Regions from separate parts of the Homo sapiens genome. Here region 2 is linked to region 1. A link is a loop called in an ENCODE intact Hi-C map of the cell type or tissue named here. Cell type or tissue: sigmoid colon. All regions are shown on one strand. Links, peaks and the distances in the headings refer to the core of each region. The heading gives the core; the rest is flanking DNA. Region 1 overlaps NHS (NHS actin remodeling regulator). Region 2 overlaps NHS (NHS actin remodeling regulator).

The links. Hi-C counts contacts between places; a loop is a spot of excess contacts. Peaks named below come from ENCODE experiments on the same cell type or tissue, not always from the same donor. Only the 100,000 strongest peaks of a DNase experiment are listed, where the experiment ranks them.
Region 2: it touches region 1 in a loop (2.2-fold over the local background); 3 of 110 quality-filtered maps call a loop at or near these places.

Annotation. Positions count from the first base shown.
Region 1 is chrX:17,453,923-17,464,460 of GRCh38, reverse strand. The region is part of intron 1 of NHS (NHS actin remodeling regulator); the gene reads right to left. Among named protein-coding and RNA genes, the nearest start is that of MIR4768, 33 kb to the right of the region's middle. In sigmoid colon, for the core only: no CTCF peak of the experiment used is centred there; a DNase peak (open chromatin) is centred at 5,260; H3K27ac peaks cover 281 bases.
Region 2 is chrX:17,399,445-17,409,982 of GRCh38, reverse strand. The region is part of intron 1 of NHS (NHS actin remodeling regulator); the gene reads right to left. Among named protein-coding and RNA genes, the nearest start is that of MIR4768, 21 kb to the left of the region's middle. RefSeq lists an enhancer at 1-355. In sigmoid colon, for the core only: no CTCF peak of the experiment used is centred there; no DNase peak of the experiment used is centred there.

The DNA.
Region 1 (10,538 bases), core at 1,158-9,157:
GTTATGCACTGACTCTTCACAACCACCCTCAAGGCTAGGTGCAAACCCTCCCAGTGAGGAACCAGCCAGCTCTTGAGTCTGAAAGCTGCTTGAGTCATGCTCTTTCACAAGTCTTAAAGGGTCACTGGGCCATCTCCTTGATCTCTGAGAGTCCTCACTTTTCTGTCTTTGGAATTACATCAACCCTACAGGAAACTGGTGGGACTCAAAAAACAATACCCCAAAATGAAGGCCTCAGCAGCAGCCTCAGAAGCAAAAGTTTTTCTCTGACCTTCTCCTGCCTCTATCTCTCAGTCCCATTCTCTCCAAGGCTACCCATGGAAACTAGAATTCCTCTCCCCCAAGGCAGGTCATAGAAACCAAAACACCTTTTCCCCAAAGCCAGCCATAAACCTAAAAATACAACTCTAATTTTCACTCTGCTTTTCTGTGTAAAAATTGGCTACAAAGAAATTCTTGGACCTACTTTGTTTGACTGCAGGTTATAAGACCCCCATTCCAGAGGGTTCTGCCCCACACCCAGGAGAAAGGAATGCTGCTCAGAGAGGCCAAGAAGGATCTAGACAGACAGGCCTTGCTGGGTTTCCCCACTCAGTCTATCAGCATTCGATCAGGCCCTTTTTATCCCTGTTTCTCCAAAGCTCTCCATACTTTGTTAAGCCTAAGCATAAAAATGGACAATTTCCCCTGGATCTTTAGGTCTTCATCCTGAAGGCTCCCATGTATACATATTAAGTACATTTACATGCCTTTTTAACAGTTTAATCAATCTGCCTCTCGCCAGTGATTTTCAGTGAACCTCCAGATGGCAAAAGGGAACCTTTCCCTTGGCCCCAACAAAATCAAGAGGCAAAAATCTGAAAAGTCAGGGATCACAAGAGGCCACAGCAACCCTGGAATATCAGTTTCAATAATATCCTATTTATCTGGCCTTTCAGGGTATGATATGCTTTACCCAAGAAATACTAATATCATCATCATGATCATCTATGACAACCTTTCCAAATTACATTATTTAATTCCTTCCTCTGAACACCAAAGCATATAAACCTAATCTAAACTTTCTTCCTCCGGGGGAAAAAAAAAAACCCCACCATTATACCAAGTAGCAAGACAATGACCTGCCCTCCCCCCCAGCAAATCCCCAGGAGCTATGGTGCTTTTTATGGGCTATTTGTCTCTACATCAACTGCCCAAACTCTCTTACTTTGAGTTGTTGTGCTTTTTGGTAAACTAGTTCTTCGGAAATTTCCTTCATTGTCCTATGGTAATGAGCTTATAAGCTGTTGTCAGATTTTTTACTTAAGTCCATTTTAATTGCTTTGCTAATTTATGCAAGGTGGAGACCCAGATGAGTGAGCATGGGAGCATTGCATGGGTGCCACATTGCACAACCCAGTGTGCTATTTGCATCACAGCTCATGCTACTGGTACCCCTTGGAGTGAGGGCAGTGCACAGTCAGCTCCAACATACACAATGGACAAGAAATATCAATATCAACCAAAAAACTTCCCCAGCAAATACATGGGCTTTGTGACAATGACTCTAGATGCTCTGCTCTATGCCCCTTATTCTTCTTTCTTATTATTATCATCTGTGTTCTGGAGAGTTTTCAGATCCCCCTCCCCCATGTCTGTAAATTGAGACTGTGAAATAAAGTGTAAATAAGTGAAACGATGCCGTGAATTAGATAAGACAGTTGACCCTTCAGACCTGGATTTGAATCTTAAATTGCCCATATACTAACTGTGCAACCTCTTCAACATATAACTTACTTCTTGGAGCTTTGGTTTCCTCATCTGTGAAATGGGGATAAAAGCAGTCTTTGATGGATCAGATTGCCTTGTACTTTCATAAAGTACATTTCAATGTACTTTACATATATTTAAATACCATAACGTATGTAAAGTACTTGGAACAGTGCCAGGCACATCCTAGGTCTTCAATTAATGTTACTACGTACTAATCATTATCCCTATAGTTTGGTGGCACATCAACTCAATTTCAATAAGCTCATAATGGGCAGGATGTTATAGTGGTTAAGAGCCCACAGACTCTGAAGCCAGACTGCCTGGAAAAGAATCCTGGGGCCACCTCTTACTAGTTGTATGATTTTTAGCCAACTTCTCACTTTACTTCACTTCTCAGAGCTACAAGTCATTCCTCTGAAAAATAAGGGAAAAAATAACACCTAGCTCTCAGAGCTGTTGTATGGCTTAAATGAATATATATATAGTACTTAAATAGTACCTACACTCTGTAAACATTTAATAAATGTGTTGGCTGACCTTGTCGCTATTATACTCTCTAACTTGGTGGATAATTATTTAAATGGCCACAAATTCATCCTTTTTCTGCATTAACATCCTTGCAATATAACATTGCAGATCTCCCATCATGATGTAGAATCTATTTCTTCACTCATTGAATCTGAGCTGACCATGTGACTTGCTTTGGACAATGGGCCATTAGCAAACATAATGCAAGCAGAGGCTTGAAAAGAGGCTTAGGAACTGGGACTCTGTTGTTGCTCTTAGGAACCCTGTGTCTGTCTACCTTGTGAATGAGCCGAAGCTAGTCAGCTGAAGGATAAGAGACCACATGGAAGAGAATTAAGTCACCCTGACCAATGGCCAGCCAAAAGCCAGATCTGTGGCTCAGCCACAAGCCCTACTGGCCACAGATGCACGTGAGCCCAAAAGGTTTGCTGAACCAGTCCAGAGCAGAAAAACTGCCCGGATGACCCACAGAATTGTAAGCCAAATAAATGGTTGTTGTTTTATGCCATTAAGTGTTGGGGTGGTTTATTACACAGCACAAGCTAACTGTAACAGGCCTTGTAGAGTCTAACATGTAGTTCCATGTACCATTCTTACTTCTGATTCCCTGTCTGCCAGGCTTCTGTGGCCAGCCCAAGAACTGGATGTTGTGAAGCAACTAGTTTTTCTAAAGAGAACAACCCCTCTTTAAGACATGTCTATTAAAAACAGCTTAAGAGGAAAAGCTTCTTGGTGTAATTATAGTCACACACATGGGATCTAAAAGTTGGAACACACCAAGAAAAGGACTTTGTGTTTGGAAGGGACATGATGACAAATGGTGGGCTCTAAATAATTCCAAGCTTCCATTCATGGAATTTGGGATTGATTAGGCCAAGGAGATGGAACTAGCTCAATGTTACCTCCCCTGAAAAGCTTTCCTTGGCTCTTCTCACTACCATCATTGTCTTGTTGACTTTCGATACCTGGCGTGTGCATTTAGGCTTTGGATCACATGGAATTCTGTGTGGCCCTAGAGAATCCACTTGATCACGTGGATCTGAGTCTTCTCTACCAAATAAAATGCTACATTCCTTGAAGGTACAAAACCTGTCTCAGTCCATCACAGTACCTAGCAAAGTTCCACGCACAAAGTAGGTATTCAATAAATTCAGTGGTCATTATATCAAAGAAACTCTCCAAGTTAGAAGTGAATACATATTTTGTACCTATGGAGAGGCAACATAGCAAGAGAGCCCAAGAGCACAGATTCTGAGGTCAGACTCCCTGGGCTTGAATCGTTACCCCTCAACTTCCTAACTGTGCCTCAGTTTCCTCATCTGTAATTGCTGATAACAGAAGCAACTACCTCATGGGGTTCTTATAAGAATGAATTGAGGTTATAAATGTAAAGCACCCTATCTATATAACAGAATGCCATTTGGCAATCAAAAGGAACAAACAGAAACATTACTCTCAGTGAAAGAAGCCAGTCACAAAAGATCACATATTATATGATTCAATTTACATCAGCTGTCCAGAAAAGACAAATTAATAGGGAGAGCAAGTAAATTAATGGTTGTCTGGGGCTGGGGGTGTGATTTGGAATTAACTGTAAATGGGCATAAGAGGTGACAGAATCAGATTGTGAAGATGGTAGCATTTCTCTGTAAATTCACTAAAAAAAAAAAATCATTGAATGGTGCATTTAAAATAGGTGAGCTTTCACCAGATCTGATGATTTTAAAAGTGGCGGTTTCCCCTGTGTACACTCTCTTGCCTGCAGCAATGTAACATGTGCTTTGCTTTCCCTTCACCTTCCACCATGATTTTAAGTTTCCTGGGGTCTCCTCAGCAGTGTGGAACTGTGATTCAATTAAACCTCTTTTGTTTATAAATTAAAAATAAATAAATAAATAAAATAAAATAGGTGAGCTTTATGGCATGTAAATTATATCTTAATAAAGCTGCTCTGAAAAATGTAAAGGCTTAGAGAACAGTGCCTGACCTAAAACAGGCACTAGGTAATTGTTTATGAAAAATAAATAAATAAACATTGTACTTGGGAAAATGTGGGTATAACAGTGTTCCCTGGATGCTGAACCATCTTCATCTTTCTAACCTCTTGTTCACCCAACCTCCCCCCAACAGGGATCTAAAGCTGGGGATCCTCTTCCTATGAGCCCAGGATGCTGCTAAACCCAGCCATATGTGTCTCCTTGGCTGCTACTGTCCCTCCCACTGCCAAAACTCTATGCAGTGTATTAAATGCCTCTTGTTTATAAAGCTCATGATGCCAAGCTATATTTTATTATATTGAGCCAACTGCTCTTATGCAAGTTTTCTCTTTTGGAAGGGGGTGTTGGGAGGAGGGAATGATCACACTATTGAGGAAGGGAGATTCCTTAAAACCATGACTCCAAAAGCAGCTGCTGATTACTCACAAAAACCCACACATCCTTGTCCTTAACAAATGTTATGCCACAGGGTAGCTTTAGCCCTGATCAAAACACGGACAACAATAGCCTCTTGGTCAGAAAGGAAAAAGGAGATAGAGAGGGAAGGAAGAGTTAAAGAAAGAGAAAAGGAGAATAAGATGAGAAAGAAAAAACAGTTTGAAATAGATTTACAGCAAGGCTCTGCCACATATGCAGGAATAGGGAGGGCTTAATTTGTAATAAGTCCCTGGAACAGAAAAGAGTCCCAAGCATACAATTCTTGTAAACTTGTGGCTTTAGCATCTTGCCCCAAACCATCTGCACAGAGTTCTCAGCCCTTCTGTGAAATCATCACTCCACCCTGTTTTATCTTCTGGCCTTCATTACGAACTGGCCCATTCACTTGGTTCCCATCAGGTTTCATGCTCAGTTGCTCACCATTTCCCACATTGATGCTGATGGAGTCTATCTTCCCAGCCATTTAAACACATCCATCCAAATTTTCTGAGAGGGAAGGAAATACGACTCCACCTCCTCACAGTCTCCGCAGACTTGGCAAAATGGATGCTTGGAGTCATGCCCAGACCTAGTAAGACCAACCCACTTTCCCTGTTCATACAGTAATTTATGTATGCAATCAAGCAAAAATTATTTATTGAGCAATCACACATGACAGAACCTGGCTTCCCTATCCTTAGCAGTGCTTCTCAAACTGGAGCATGCATGGGGACCTCCCGGAGAAATGCTAAAACACAAATTCCTGGGTCCCACCCCCAGAGCTACTAGTGCAGTAGGTCTGGGGGTAGAGTCCAGAGTCAGCAGTTCTAACAAGCTCCCAAGTGATGCTAATGCTTCTGGTCCATGGACCAAACTTAGAGTAGCACTGCTCCTGGGGTTACAAAGGTGAATAATAGGTGGAGTTTGCCTGAAGTAACTATAATCAATTACTGGACCCAAAGAATGCATGCACAGGCCAGGTGCGGTGGCTCACGCCTGTAATCCCAGTACTTTTGGAGGCCAGGGCAGGCAGATCACCTGAGGTCAGGAGTTCGAGACCAGCCTGGCTAACATGGCGAAACCCCAACTCTAATAAAAATATAAAAATAAGCTGGGCATGGTGGCAGGCACCTGTAATCCCAGCTACTCGGGAAGCTGAGGCAGGAGAATTGCTTGAACCCGGGAGGCAGAAGTTGCAGTGAGCCGATATCAAGCCACTGCTCTCCAAACTGGGCAACAGAGTGAGACTCCCTCTCGCGCCTGTAATCCCAGCACTTTGGGAGGCCGAGGCAGGTAGATGACTTGAGGTCAGGAGTTCAAGACCAGCCTAGCCAACATGGTGAAATCCCATCTCTACTAAAAATAAAAAAATTAGCCAGGTGTGGTAGTGTGCGCCTGTGGTCTCAGCTACTCAGCAGGCTGAGGCATGAGAATCACTTGAACCCCAGGGGGCGGAGGCTGCAGTGAGCCGAGATCTCGCCACTGCACTCCAGCCTGGGACACAGAGCAAGACACTGTCAAGAAACAAACAAACAAACAAACAAAGAAAAAGAATGCATGCACACACAAACACATGAAAAACAAAACTTTAACACCAGGTAACACATGATGAGCCTTAGGAGAGACCCAGACAGCAAGTGAGAGAAATTGAGAGAAAAGGTTGGGCTGTATGCATATATCTCCATACATGAGTTCTTCATGGGCAAAAAAACCACATTGTATTCATTTTTCTACTTCTAACACCTGGCACATAGTAGAGGCTCAATAGAATATTTATTAAATAAAAGAACAAATATAAATATAGGCATTTGTTCATTAAATTTATGTACCAAAGTTTCATGTCTTGGTTGTGCATTTCTCTGCCTTATCAAAAATCAATGAGTCAACAAGCACTGAAAGAGCACAAGGACTGTGTCAGGCCTGGAATACATTCTGTGCTGGATCCCACAATGAACATAATATACATGGTTTCTACCCTCATAAAGCTGAGAGTCTGAGGCTTCACTGTATATGATGCTCTCCATACTTTAAATCTTAAGCCCACTGGGTCCTTTTCTGAGATCTGCCTTGAATATCGCAGTCTCCAGCTCTAAATCCTGGTCTGCTGGCTATGGATTTTGGGGTAAGTTACTTAACCTCTGCTATGGTTTGGATATTTGTTTCCTCCAAAGCTCATGTTGAAATTTAATCTCCAATGTTGGAGGTGGGGCCCGGTGGGAGATGTTTGGGTTGTGAGAGTGGATCCCTCATGCATGCTTTGGTGCCCAGGAGTGAGTTCTTACTCTATTAGTTCCCATAGGAACTGATGGCTAAAAAGAGCCTGGCCCCTCCCTCCACCCCCTCTCTTTCTTCCTCTCTTGATATGTGATGCCAGGTGACTCCCTTCACCTTCCACTACGAGTAGAAGCTTACCGAGGTGCTCACCAGAAGCAAATGCTGGTGCTATGCTTCCTGCACAGCCTACAGGACTGTGAGTCAAATAAACCTCTTCTCTTTATAAATTACCCACCCTCAGGTTATCCTTTATAGAAACACAAATGGACTAAGACGACCTCTCTGTTCTTCTGTTTCCTCATCTCTAAAATGGAAATAATAGGATAACTGCCATCACAAGGCTAGAATCAAGACTGAGCTCATTGACATAATAAACTTAAAACAGCACTTGATACACAGAAAGGGGTTGTTAAATGTTCACTGTTAATTTTTGTTTGCATTATTATTATCAACACTATCTTCATCATCATTATCATTAAAAGCTGACCCCCTCAAGGGCAAGATACATCTCAGCTTATGGAGTTTGAGATAAACAAAACAGCCTTCTGGGCCTCAAAAATCCCAGCCGAGTCCTACAGCTTTCTTTCTTCACCCTATTTGGTTTTCCCATCCTCTCCCAATCCGCTCTTGTAGCAGCTTCTTGAAACATCCAACCCATTTACAAATCAGAGCCATTGCTGTGATGGCTTGAGTCCAGGCCCAAGCTGGCAGGATCAAGAAAAGACAGGCCCCTCTCATTCAGCCACACATAGCCTACTTGTCGCCCTTTTGGAAACCAGTGACTCAGATGTAACTCTCCTGCAAGGTAGCAGCTGGTGGGCTTTGGCAAAGCACACAAAGGGAGTGCATTCTCTCTCCCAGCGACCCAGGGCACCAAGGAGAAGGTCTTAACGCGGCGCTCATTCATGTTTTAGCCTAATTAAAATGGCATTACCAGTTTCAATAGCAGGTTTCTTCTGCCAGCTGCAACTGGTTCTCTTCTCTGCAGCTTTTTCTTCTTGTTTTTATAGTTTATTGATCCCCAACATGGAACTTGAGGAAGGTTGGATTAAAAAATAGCAGCTCAACTCTCTTTCCTCTCTCCCTTGTCCTGTTTGAAATCTCAGATCTGCAGATAATTATTTGCCATCTCTGTTTACCTAAACTGGCTCGGAGGCCTCACAATGGGCAAATTTTTATAAACCAATAACCCAGACTCTTCTAGATGAACAAATGGACTTCATTTTATAATTTGGCATAAGATCTCCCAGGGGCCAGAAGCCTAGATTTTATACAAACCAAGATGTGTAGAGGTATACACATTTATGTCTGTATGCATAGATCTCCATACATGAGTTCTTCATGGGCAAAAAAACATATTATATTCGTTTTTCTACAAATGAGCTTGGCTGCTTCAAAAAGACACAGCGTCTCTTCTGGTATCTGGCAGGCTGAGGTGACAGGTAATAAAATGCACCTCACAGCCCCTTTGTAAATTCTAAATTCCTTCCTCTCAGGAAGGGGCTGCTTGCCTGCAAATATCTCCAGGAAATTTTGTGAAGAACTCCATTTTGCCTGCCTTAGCTACAAATTACACACCACCTTGCAGTCCATGGTTCAAGAGCCCTGTAGTAGCAACATGGTGGCATTTAGGGAGGGGTTCAACTGCCACATCAAGCAAAAGCAGCTCAACTCTGAGTTGAGATTTACAAGAACAGGACAACAGGGTTTAATAATATTTGGGATGGAAAGTGAGGAGACAATGATAGAACAAATGACACTCCAGTAAATCCACTACCGTGAACCCTAGTCCTTTTTTTCCATCCTCTGGTATTTATTCTTTTATCCATTTGCTCGTGTGTTCGTCACAGGTTTATCAAGTGCCAAAGAGACTATATGTAGTATGCTAGTTGAGGGCATGCGCTTTGGGTTCAAGCAGACCTGCTCAATTTCCAGTTCTACCACTTGACCAGCTGTGTCCTTAGTCAAGCCACTTGGCTTCTCTAAGCCTCAGTTGCCTATGTTCAATTGAGTATGGTTGTTGGAGCTAAATGAGACTATGTACATAACACCTGGCACAGTTCTCTGGCATAGGAATGAGCTATGGAATATGTTATCATGATAATGGTGATGATGTTGGTGATAGTAAATGGTGGTGGTGATGTTAATGACCATGATGATGAGGAGGAGGAGAAGGAGGAAGAGGAGCTGTCTTAGCTATTGGGAGGTAACCAGGGGTAGCTATTAGTCTTGTGAAACTCTTCTTCCAACACCAACATTTCTAGTATTTTTTTGTATGAGAAACTACATTTGATCCTTCCAAAGCCCTGGGATTCCAGCTCACAGTTGCTGGGGATGCCAGCCCCTGACAAAAGTAGTAGAGGGGAAATTAAAGGGCAATTCCACTTTACTTTTCACTATTACCTATAACCCTCTCTCCCCTCTGGCACCCTCTGGGATAGCCATATTAAACCCATGTAAAGAAGGAAATCTGCACATATTCCTCATGCTTAAGCTTGGAGCTCAACCTCTAAGAGGTAGAAACCAACAGGAACCCTGCTCTGATTGAACATAAAATTAAACTCTCTTATTGCAATTTGACAGATGACCATTAGCGGTATTCTAGGCACAGAAACAAACTCAGTCCCTCAGGCCCTTCTCTTCAATGAACACCAAATGGAAAGACAGCAAGAAGAAATTGACATGAAGCTCTTATGATGGAGTCCGTAGATGCCTTACGATATTCCCTTGTGCACTCATAAAATTTTGTTCTTCTTCAAGTGTTTTCATACCCTTTGATGCTCACAGGAATTCTAGAAGGCAACTTAATACTGAACTCATTTAACAGATGAATAAACTGAAGTGGACAGAGACAATATGACTCCCGCAAGATCACAGAGCTGTCACTAGAACAGTAAAAGTTAGAACTTCGGTTTCCTTATTCCAAACTTGAGTTCTTTTCACCAAGTGGCCTTCTAGCCAACATTCAGCTGCTGAACTGAGCTTGTAAATCTCCACTAGCAGAATGAGCGAATGGATTGCTTGTGACTAGAATAGAAAGGGAGTCAGTAGCTCTGAGTCAGGTACCGGGAGAACCTCAGAAGTAGCCTATGTGAATGTCCACCTGGGATTGCCAGTGACTAGGACCACTGACCAGATGGTGTCCATGAGGAGTTCTTGACTTGCTGTAGCCCATGTTTTCTGTGGTCTCTTCTGCCCTGAGTTTATTCCTTCATCCCATCTACCCAGCATCTTCCTTTACTTGGCTTTCTAGTGGGAAAGGACTGGTTAACCAATGAGCTTCAATGCTATCAAATAGCCTATAAATCAACAGGGCTCCAAAGACTCAGAGTTGGGCTCCTATACAAAATTTGCCTGCTCTACTTCCTTCTAATCCAGGAAAGGGAAGCATCAACTTAAGGACTCATATCATTCAATAACAATACAAACATGTGGGGCTGATTAACAATCAGACAAGAAGATATGCACTCTGTGGAGCACACTCATAGACATAGACATACCATGGGTGTGGGTGCATCAGGATGGCTTTAATTAAAGGCCCCCTGCTGCCATCTTCTTTAAGTTACTGTT
Region 2 (10,538 bases), core at 1,412-9,411, 55 kb after region 1:
GCTGTTTTGGAAGCAGCATTTTTCTAAAAAAGCATTAAGTACATAAAATTTCTCATTTGTGCCACAAGTTTTGCTCAAGTCCTACCCTGTTTACCTAGGCCTCATTATTACCCCATTATAGTATTAATCAGTGCCATTTGCCAAAGGAAAGCTTTAGCTCTCCTCCTTCTTAGTAAGATTGTTTCACCTACTTCTTTGAGGTTGGATGTGGCCATGTGACTTGCTTTAGCCAATGAAGGATGAGCAAAAGTGGTATGTGGCACTTCTAGGTGAAAACTTTGGAGCCAGTATACAATTTACTATATTCTCCTTTGTGACACGTGTCAGAATGAAGCCTCCATCAGTCCAGATCCAAGAACAATTACAACTAACAGAGCACCCCTGGTGACACCCCTTAGACATGTAGCGTAGGGGAGAAAGAAACATTTGTTATATGAGCCATTGAGATTTGGGAGATGTTTATTGTCATGGCATAACCCAGCTTATCCTGACCTTCCAGTTTCACCTTTTTACAACTGCTGCTCTGGCTCCAAAACAAGAGCACCTGTCTGTAATTGACAAGCTTAGGAGAATCCCCATGGAATAGTAATTTAAAAAAAAAAAAAAAACATAATGGAAGGAAAAGACAAGGGCACAGTAAACCTATGTTCAATTGACCATAGATTTTCATTAAGTGCTCCTGCCTGACTCATTTAAGATGCTTCACACACAGTACTATGCTTTTTAACATGAATAGTCTAGTACCATGTTTAATTATCATCACCTTTGTCTTGTTCGGGAAACAGCAGATGTTACAGTGGGCAACAAGTACCTTGTGTTATGAACTGATTGTTTGTACCCAAATTTCATATGCTGAAGCCCTAACCCCCAGTGGGGCTGTATTTGGAGACGGGGGCTCTAAGGAAGTGATTAAGGTTAAACAAGTTCATGAGGGTGGAGCTCTGATCCAGGTGAATTAGCATCTTTATCAGAAGAGACACCAGGGAGCCTGTATGCTCCCTTGCTCTCTCTCTCTCTCTCTCTCTCTCCTCTCTCCGTCGGTTTCTCCCTCTCTCTGTCTAACATGTGAGGATACAGCAAGAACGCAGTTATCTACAAGACAAGAAAAGGGCCCTCACCAGAAACTGAATTGGCAGTCACCTTGATCTTGGACTTCTCAGCCTCCAGAACCATGAGGAATTAATTTCTGTTGTTTAAATAGTCTAATCTATGGTACTTTCTATGGCAGCCCTAGTAGACTAATACATACTGGGACTAGTCAAATGGGCATCCGATGACATGAGTTGGTAATTACTTGGAAAAAAAATTCTCTCAGGGCTGAGGCACTAGAATAAAAGAAAAGAGCTTATCCTAAGGGAGAAGGGAGAACAAGTTGGAAGGAGGGATTTGAACAATCCTTGACAGACGGATGTTGTTTTGTGGGAGCTCAACAAATACTCCTTATGTACTGGGCACTGGGGATGGGGCTGGGGACACAAAGACAAAGGACACATGGGCCCTGACTCCAAAGAACTCATAATCTAGTGGAAAACACATAGAATAAACACATTGCTTCAATACCACAAACATCTACTGAGCACCCACCATGTGCTATTAAACATCACGCTGGGAGTTGAATCAAGCAATACATTAATATTGATCATCTGATCATTCTTTATAGAGGTGCATATACTGTTCAGGCAGGTACAGTGGCTCATGCCTGTAACCCCAGAACTTTGGGAGGCCGAGGTGGGAGAGTCGCTTGAGCCCAGGAGTTCAAGTCCAGCCTGGGCAACATGGCAAAACCCCATCTCTACAAAAAATACAAAAATTAGCCAGGTATGGTGGCACATGCCTGTATTCCCAGCTACTAGAGAGGCTGAGGTAGGAGGACTGAGTCCAGGAGGTGGAGGTTGCAGTGAGAGGAGATCACATCACTGTACTCCAGCCTGGGTGACAGTGAGACCCTGTCTCCAACAACAACAACAACAACAAAAATACATATACTGTTACGTTATGAGCAGAATCAATAAATAACGGGGTGGGTAGGGGCATGGGGAAACAAATGCTCCCTGGCCTCTTCACCACATGACAGCACTATTTTCTATTTTCTTCAGAATGTTGCCCCATCTTCTTGGGTCACTCTCAGTCTGGCTGACTTACCCTGGGAGACCTCAAGAGAGAGTCTGACCAAGATAGAGTCTTAGAAACAGTCAGTGCTCACTAAAAATGAACCAGTAACAACCAATCTTCAGCTCCACCATGTAAATTGCTTGGTTCAAATAAAAGGTTATATGGTCACATGTCTTAATATGCAATTCAAAGTAAGTGATCACTACACAGTATCTGAATGAAGCACACCATTCAGCTATCATGACTAGTAACAGAAGCAAATGTGAATTCTTACCTGAACACTGGCAAAATAATCTTCCCCCAAAAAAAATCAACACTCCTCAGAAAGAGCTTGCTTTTCAGAGCCTTTCCTAAAATCTTATGATTCAAGCCTTACATCCTCATGTCAGCCTCATTCAAGAGACCTAAAGCCAGATCATAAAAGACCCATAAGTTCACTGTTGGAGAAAAATTGGGTTATAATCCCTAAAAGAGGTGGTACAGATGCCATCCAAACTGTCTAGGCTTTTTATTACTATTAGGAAAATCAAGCAATTGGAGAAGGGCTTCAAAATATGGTTTATAGGGATGAGAAGGGAGGGTGAAAAAGGAAAACAAAATATAGTATTAAAAAAACAACACTCTGACACCAGAAGAGGAAACACCACAATCTCCCTGTAACTCTGGATTTACTACATTAATCTTTTAATACAGAAAGGATTTGCTGAGACAGATACCAACATAGATATTATTAGATGTCGGTCATGCTCTGCTTCTGCAAAAACAATGCATGGGAGATGATGCCAGCAGATGTAGGTTTCTCAGGTATACCTGAGCCGTTGGGAGGAAGGAAGGATGGAAGGTTTGGGAATTGACATGGCCCAGTCCTTCTTCCACAGGGAAACTTTCTTTCTGCTGTTAGGATTTTGATGCTAAAAATTTGGTGTTAGGTTCTGTGAGGTAAGCAACTCATCCTCACCCTCTTTGCCCCTGGCTGCATCCTCCCACATCACAGTCAACCTTTAGCTTCTCCCTCTTCCTCTGCAATGGCAAAATACAGAAACTAGACTATAATAGACTGGGGAAACTATAGCCTTCATCTTTAATTAGGTAGGATGGCAAGGTAACGTCAGCTTTCTGTCTGAGTAAGGTTGGGAGACAGCGTTAATGATTCCTGAGAGTGCAACAGTAGTGTGTCCTAGCAAGCGCACACACAGACATTTATTAAAACATCCTAGCTCCGTGGTGTTTTGTTTTGTTTTGTTTTGTTTTAATGAAAAAGAGTCCCATGGCACAACTCCACCTAGACACTGCTGTAACTAGCTGAGATGTGTGGTGCTGCAACCTGGGAAACATTTTAGCTGTCTTGGTTTTCTCCACCAACAATCGAAGGGGACACTGGAAGGCATGGATCCACAGCTCACAGAGATGTAAACATAGGGGAGGATTTTGTGGTAGCTTCTTGCAGACCCGCTTGTTTAGACAGGAAAATAAATGGCCAGTGTTGAGGGATAAGGTCAGTCATGAGACATATTTTCCAGTCTCCCTGACTGCAAACTAAGAGGACATCTTCTAGAAACTACTTTACCAATGTGGACAAGGGGGTTTGGGGTGGAAATGGCAGGAGAGGAAAAGCAGCCACGTGGTCTTGGGAAAGTCGTCTGAGCTACTTTGAGCCTCGGTTTTATCATCTGTAAGACTGACATAATAACTCTTGGCTTTCTTACCTCACCATGTTGTTACAAGGATGAAATGAGATAAGGTGTGGGAAAGTGCTTTAGAAAATTCTGAAGAGCCACCCACGATAAGAAGTTATTATATCCCAGCTCATCCAGAAGTTGTCTTTGGAGGCAAATTTTCAAACTAAATTGTTGGTCCATGCTAGCTCTCACAACGTGGTTCTCTTGCTTCTGCCTACCCACCTGGGGAATGAGTTCTCTTCCACCCATAGGGAACTGGATTGTGGGTGAAGCCTGAGTGGATGTTTCAGTTGAGGAAGCATGGCCTCAGGGATGCTCTAACTGTGAAACAGAGAGTGGACACGTCACGTGTGCTATTACACACCTGTTCTCTCTCAGGCAGGGGAGGGACAGGCAGCTGGGTGCATGCACCAGCATGTCACACACTGCTTCCATCAACCTACGAGGCACGTGTGGAAAAAGCTGACACTGTCACAGTCTACAAAATCCAGGAAGCAGTCCTCACTCCTCTTCTCTGTTACCTCCTCCTTTGTCCTCTCCAAAAAATGAAAATTCAAGATTAATTTTTAAAAATCTCTTTCCCTGTTGGATTTGAAGGAAAGCACCTCACTGGGAGCTGGACTCTTAGGCAGCACTACTCTTCTCTCTATCATTATCCGTAACCCTTCCAAGGTGCCCAGAGCCCTGAAATCCACTGTGATTAGTCATCACATGTCCCTCCTGATGATTAAACTGAATCACCTAAGAATCAAGATGAAACCTAGAATCCAAAGTTCACTCATTCAACAAATATTCACTCAGCTCCTACCACATTCCAGGCAGGCACTAACTGGTGGCATGCAGAGACCCACTACTTGCTCACCAAGCCTGCTCATGGCTAGATGACATTTTCCAGCAGCTCCTGCAGGTATATGCAGTCATATGGCTGAGTTCCAGCCAATGGAATATGAGTGGGGGTTTAGTACCCAACTTCCAGGCAGAGCCCATTAAAAACCTTCCTATACAATTCTCCATTCCCTCTTCTTCCATCTGTCTGTCAGATGCAGGCTTGGAAAGAGAGGACAGCCCTAGGAGATAAGAAAACTACAAAATGAAAGGGGCCTAATTGCCGAATAACAGTGTAGAAGGTTATCTACTGAACACCCACATTGAATTCCATGTGGGTAAGACATAAAACTTCTGTTGTCTTCAGATACTGAGACTTTTGGGGTTCTTTATTACAGAAATTAGCCTATTCTGACTATAGAATTGGGAGTACAAAGTGGACTAAGTCATGGTCCCTGATCCTATGAAGTTTCCAGTTTAGTGGAAGAGCACAAAAATGAGCAGGTAATTGCAATAGAGTGAGATAATTGCCACGGAGAGAGAGAGAGAGAGAGAGAGAGAGACAGAGTGTTACGGGCAACTAACTCAATGGGGAGGGTTAGTCAGGAAAGCTACCAGGAAAAAAGTGGTATCAAAGTTGGGACCAGAGGGAGCTGTATGAGGTGCTAGAGAGCTTGGCGTATAAGAAGGAAACAGAAGAATCTTAGAACTGGGGCCATGGCAATGAATCTAGGGAGGCAGAAGGAGAGATTAGGCTGGAGAGAGGCTGGGACCAGGCTCATATGGTCTTGAAAACCAGTTCATTTAGATATTATTATAAGAAGCCATGGAAGAATGTGAACTAGGAATTGTACCTTGCAAGATTTCACTCTGCAGGAGTGTAGAGAATGGATTAGGGGAGAATAAGGCAAGGCAAACATACTCACCAGTTGAAAATCTCTTCCAGAAACCAATATAGTGCTTCAGACTCTTAGACATTGACACCAACCCGGATCCCACCCTCCTTACTGCACACTTTGGTCATTGTTATTTAGACCTTTGGCCACCTTTTCTGAGGGCCCACTCTTAACAGAATCACTTCTCTCTGGCCCTGGTGCTCCCTCCCTTTCTAATTTATATCCCTCTTCCTGCCAGCCTGGCCTAACTCCCAGCATCCTTTTCAGTAAGCCCAGAGGGAATTACGACACAAAGCAAGAGGCTATACTATTCCGTCTTATACTCCTTATAAACAATGCCCATTAAACATCCAGCATTACACCAAGAGACAAGTGCCTCTGAAAACAAGGACAGGACAGCGAGGTGATTTTTACTACAGCATTAGCAGCCACACACAAGCAAACAGTCTGTCAGAAAGACAAGTGGCAGCTGTCTAGAAGGGCAGGCACAACCACTATAGAAATATAACTAAAATAGCTGCACCTGTCCGGGTAGCACTAGAAACTTATGAAAAGGTAAGTGGGGAGGGGGCTTCAATCTGAGGGATCCACCAGGCAATCTGGTTCCCAAGGAGAACTCAGGCCCCTCAGCCACAAAGGAGCAGATGTGGCCAGGAGTGAAGGACACTAAGAGAGAGGGAGCCAGGAAAAAAAAGATCAAGAAGGGCCTGGGGCAGATTTCTATTTAAAGCACAACCTTAAAAGGGGACAGAGTCTTATTTTTATTCAACCCTTGTCCAAGTGCAAAGAAATAGCAGTTTATTTCCCACATTCATCTCCTGCTCCCCTTTGAATGACAGTGTGGACAGCATGGCTACATTTCTCATTCTGTGGGTGAGATGCCAAAGTGTTCAAGGTTGCTCTAGTGTTTATTCCATCACCAGATATTACTGGTGGAGACTGGGCTACATTTACCAGCAGGAATGTGCCCCATAGTAGTACTTTCAACCTATGAATGTTCCACCAAGAACAGTGGGAGAAAATGATCCAGCCCTGCTCTCAGCCACGAAAACATGCCACCTCAAGCTGGGCTTGGAGCCTGCAATCGTTCTTTGTCCTTGGTCAGCCCTTGTAGCAGAAGCTGGCTAGCTGTTCAGCAAACCTGTTTATCTTTTCCTCCTGGACACATAAGTAGACTGTATGTGCCAATCTCTCCTGCAGTTAGGTGTGGCCATGTGACTGAGTTCTGGCCAAAAGAATGTGAGTGGAAGTAAAGAAAGTTACCTCCAGGCCTGTTCCATAAAACCCTCCCAGGTTCAATCCTCCATTCTCTTTCCCCATCCAGCATATGGGTGGGGAGGCCCAGGACCTAAAGATCCAAAAGACCAAGGACCAAAAAGATAGCAGAGACAAAAGATGGAAAGAACCTGGGTCCCTGAGTCACTATTTGGAGGAGAGCCATTGAGGATGGTCACCTGACCAAGATCAGACAACTGTATGAGAGAAATAAAGTTTTCTTGTGTTCAGCCACTGAAAGTTGGAGTCTGTTTATTACAGTAGCTAGCCTAATATGACTAAAACAGCTCCCTCTCTTATTCTTTTGAATGGGAATTTCAAATCTTCAACATTTTCCTCAAGCCCCCTAATACCCTCTACTCTTGGTAAAGGACATCATCTTATTTTTTAACAGCTTTATTGAGATGAAATTCACTCTTTAAAATGTGTAATTTGATGGTTTTTGGTATATTCACGGAGTTGCACAACCATTATCACTATCTAATTTTAGAATATTTTCATCACCCCTAAAAGAAACTCCATACTCATTAGCAGTCACTTCCCATTCCCTTCTTCCCAGCCCTAGACAACCACTAATCTACTCTCTGTCTATAAATTTATCTGTTCTGGATATTTCATATCATTAAGATCATGCAAATGTGTTCTTTCACTTAGCATGTTTTCAAAGGTCATCCATGTTGTAGCATGTATCAATAATCTTTATTGCCTTTAGTCACCTTTTTATTGACAATGTTTTATTGCATGGATATCCCACATTTTCTTTATCCATTCATTGGTTGATGGACATCTGTACTATTTCAACATTTTGCCTACTATGAATAGTGCTGCTATGATCAGCAATGTACATGTTTTTGTGTGAGAATATGTTTTCAGATCTCTTGTATATATATTTAGGAGTGAATTTGTTGAGTCATATGGTAACTCTACATTTAACATCTTGAGGAACTGCCAAACTGTTCCCCAGCAATGTATAACGGTTCCAATTTCTTCAGATTCTCACCAACACTTACTATTGTCTGCCTTTTTTATTTTATCCTTCCCAATGGGTATGATGATGTGGTATCTCGTTGTGGTTTTGATTTGCATTGCCTTGGTGACTAGTGATGTTGAGCATCTTTTCATGTGCTTATGGCCATTTTTATGTCTTCTTTGGAGTAATATCTATTCAAATCTTTTGCCCACTTAAAAAATTAGGTTGTCTTTTTATTGTTGAGTTATATACTTTCTTTATGTATTCTGGATACAAGCCTGTTATGGGTTGAATTGTGCACCTTGAAATGATATGTTAAAGTCCAATCCCCAGTACTTGTGAATATGACCTCACTTGGTAATAGGGTCTTTGCAGATGTAATCAATTTAAGATAAGGACACACTGGATTAGGGTGAGCCCTAGCTCCAATGACTGTTATCCTTATAATAAGGCCATGTAAAGACACACTGAGAAGACAGCACCATGCAAAGATGGAGACAGAATGTAATCATATGTCTGAAAGCCAAGGAACACCAAGAATTTCTGGCAACCACCAGAAGACAAGAGACAGGCAAGGAAGGATTCTTTCATAAAACCTTCAGAGAGAGCATGGCCTTGTTAACACCATGATTTTGGACTTCCAGCCTCCTGAAATGAGAAAATTAACTTCTGTTGTCTTATGCCACCCCAGTTTGTGGTAAGTAGTCACAGCAGCCCTAGGAAACTAATACAAAGTGCCTTTTCAGGTAAATGACCTGCAAATACTTTCTCCCATTTTGTGGGTTGACTTTTCACTTTGTTTATGGCATCCTTTGAAGGACAAAGTTCTTTATTTCTATGAAGTCCTATTTATTTTTTCTTTTGTCACTTGTACTGTAAGATTCATATCTAAGAATTAATTGCCCTATCCAAGGTCATAAAGACTTACTTTGCTTATAAGAGCTTTATAGTTTTAACTCTTAAGTTTAAAGCTATGACTGCTTTTGAGTTAAATGTTGTGATGATATAAGGAGGGGGCCCAACCTCATTCTTTTGCATGTGGATATTCAGCTGTCCCAGCACCATTTGTTGAAAAGACTATTGTTTCCCCCCATTGAATTGTCTTGGCACCCTTATCGATAATCAACTGATCATAAATGTAAAAACTTATTTCTGGAGTTTTGACTCTGTTCCATTGATCTATATCTGCATCCTTACACCAGCTCCACACTGTCTTGATTACTGTAGTTTTGTAATAAGTTTCAAAACTGGGAAGTGTGAGTTCTCCCACTTTGTCCTTCTTTTTCAAGACTGTTTTTTGGCTATTTTGGGTTCCTTCCCTTTCCACATTAATTTTAGGATCACTTTGTCAATTACTGCAAAAAAGTCAGCTGGGATTTTGATATGGATTGCATTGAATCTGTATATTGATTTAGGGAGTATAGCCATCTCGCAAACGTTGAATCTTCTGATCCGCGAACGCAAGATGTCTTTCTATTTATTTAATCTTCTTTATGTTCCTTCAATGAACTTTGATGTTTTTCAGTGCATGAGTCTTGCACTTTTTTTGTTAAATTAATTCCTAAATATCTTATTATTTTTGATGCTATTGTAAATAGAATTGTTTTCTTCTCATTCTCTCTCTTTTTTTTTTTCTTTTTGACATGGAGTCTTGCTCTGTCACCCAAGCTACAGTGCAGTGGCACAATCTGGGCTCACTGCAACCTCTGCTTCCCGGGTTCAAGTGATTCTCCTGCCTCAGCTTCCCAAGTAGCTGGGATTACAGGCGTCTGCCACTGCACCCAGCTAATTTTTGTATTTTTAGTAGAGACGAGGTTTCATCATCTTGGCCAGGCTGGTCTCGAAATCCTGACCTCGTAATCCACCCACTTCAGCCTCCCAGAGTGCTGGGATTACAGGCATGAGCCACCACACCTGGCCTTAGAATTGTTTTCTTAATTTCTTTTTCTGATTGTTCATTGCTAGTGTATAGAATACAGTTGAATTTTGTGTATTGATCTTGTATCCTAAAAGCTTCCTAAACTCATTTATTAGTTCTAATAATTTTTGTGGATTCCTTAGAATTTTCTACATACAAGATTATGTCATCTGTGAGTAAAGATGCTTTTACTTCTGCTTTTCCAATTGGATGCCTTTATTTCTTTTTCTTCCAATTGCTCTGGCTAGAATCTGCAGCATAATATTAAATATAATTGGCAAGAATGGACAGCCTGTCTTGTTTCCAATCTTAGGGGGAAAGCATTCAATCTTTCACTGTTAAGTATGATGTCAGCTGTAAGTCTTTCATAGATGTACTTCATCAGATTGAGGAAATTCCCTTCTACTCCTAGTTTGTTAAGTGTTTTTGTCATGAAAAGATCTGAATTTTGTCAAATGCCATTCCTACATCCATTTGGGTGATCATACAACCACACCTTCTTATTACAAAGAAAACAATGACCACTGAAAAAATTCAATTTCCAGCCATCTTCCCCATCTTATTTCACTGTAACAATCCGTATCTTTCTTCCTTCCCTGCCAGACTGTGAGTTACCTGAAGTTAGGGGTCTATCTTAGACTTATTTGTATCTTCAATATCTAGAGAGGTGCATGATACGTAAGAGTCACTCAACAATAAATGTTTGTGGAAATGATGAGGATAAATTTATCCCTCAGAGACACCTAACAGAATCAAGAGCTGAAGGTTCCTTTCCATAGGAAGAGTTGTTGATGGAAAGACTGTGACTGGGAGTAAAGCAGGAATGTTCTTAGGGTACAGTGTCCCTTACCACAAGCAGTAAC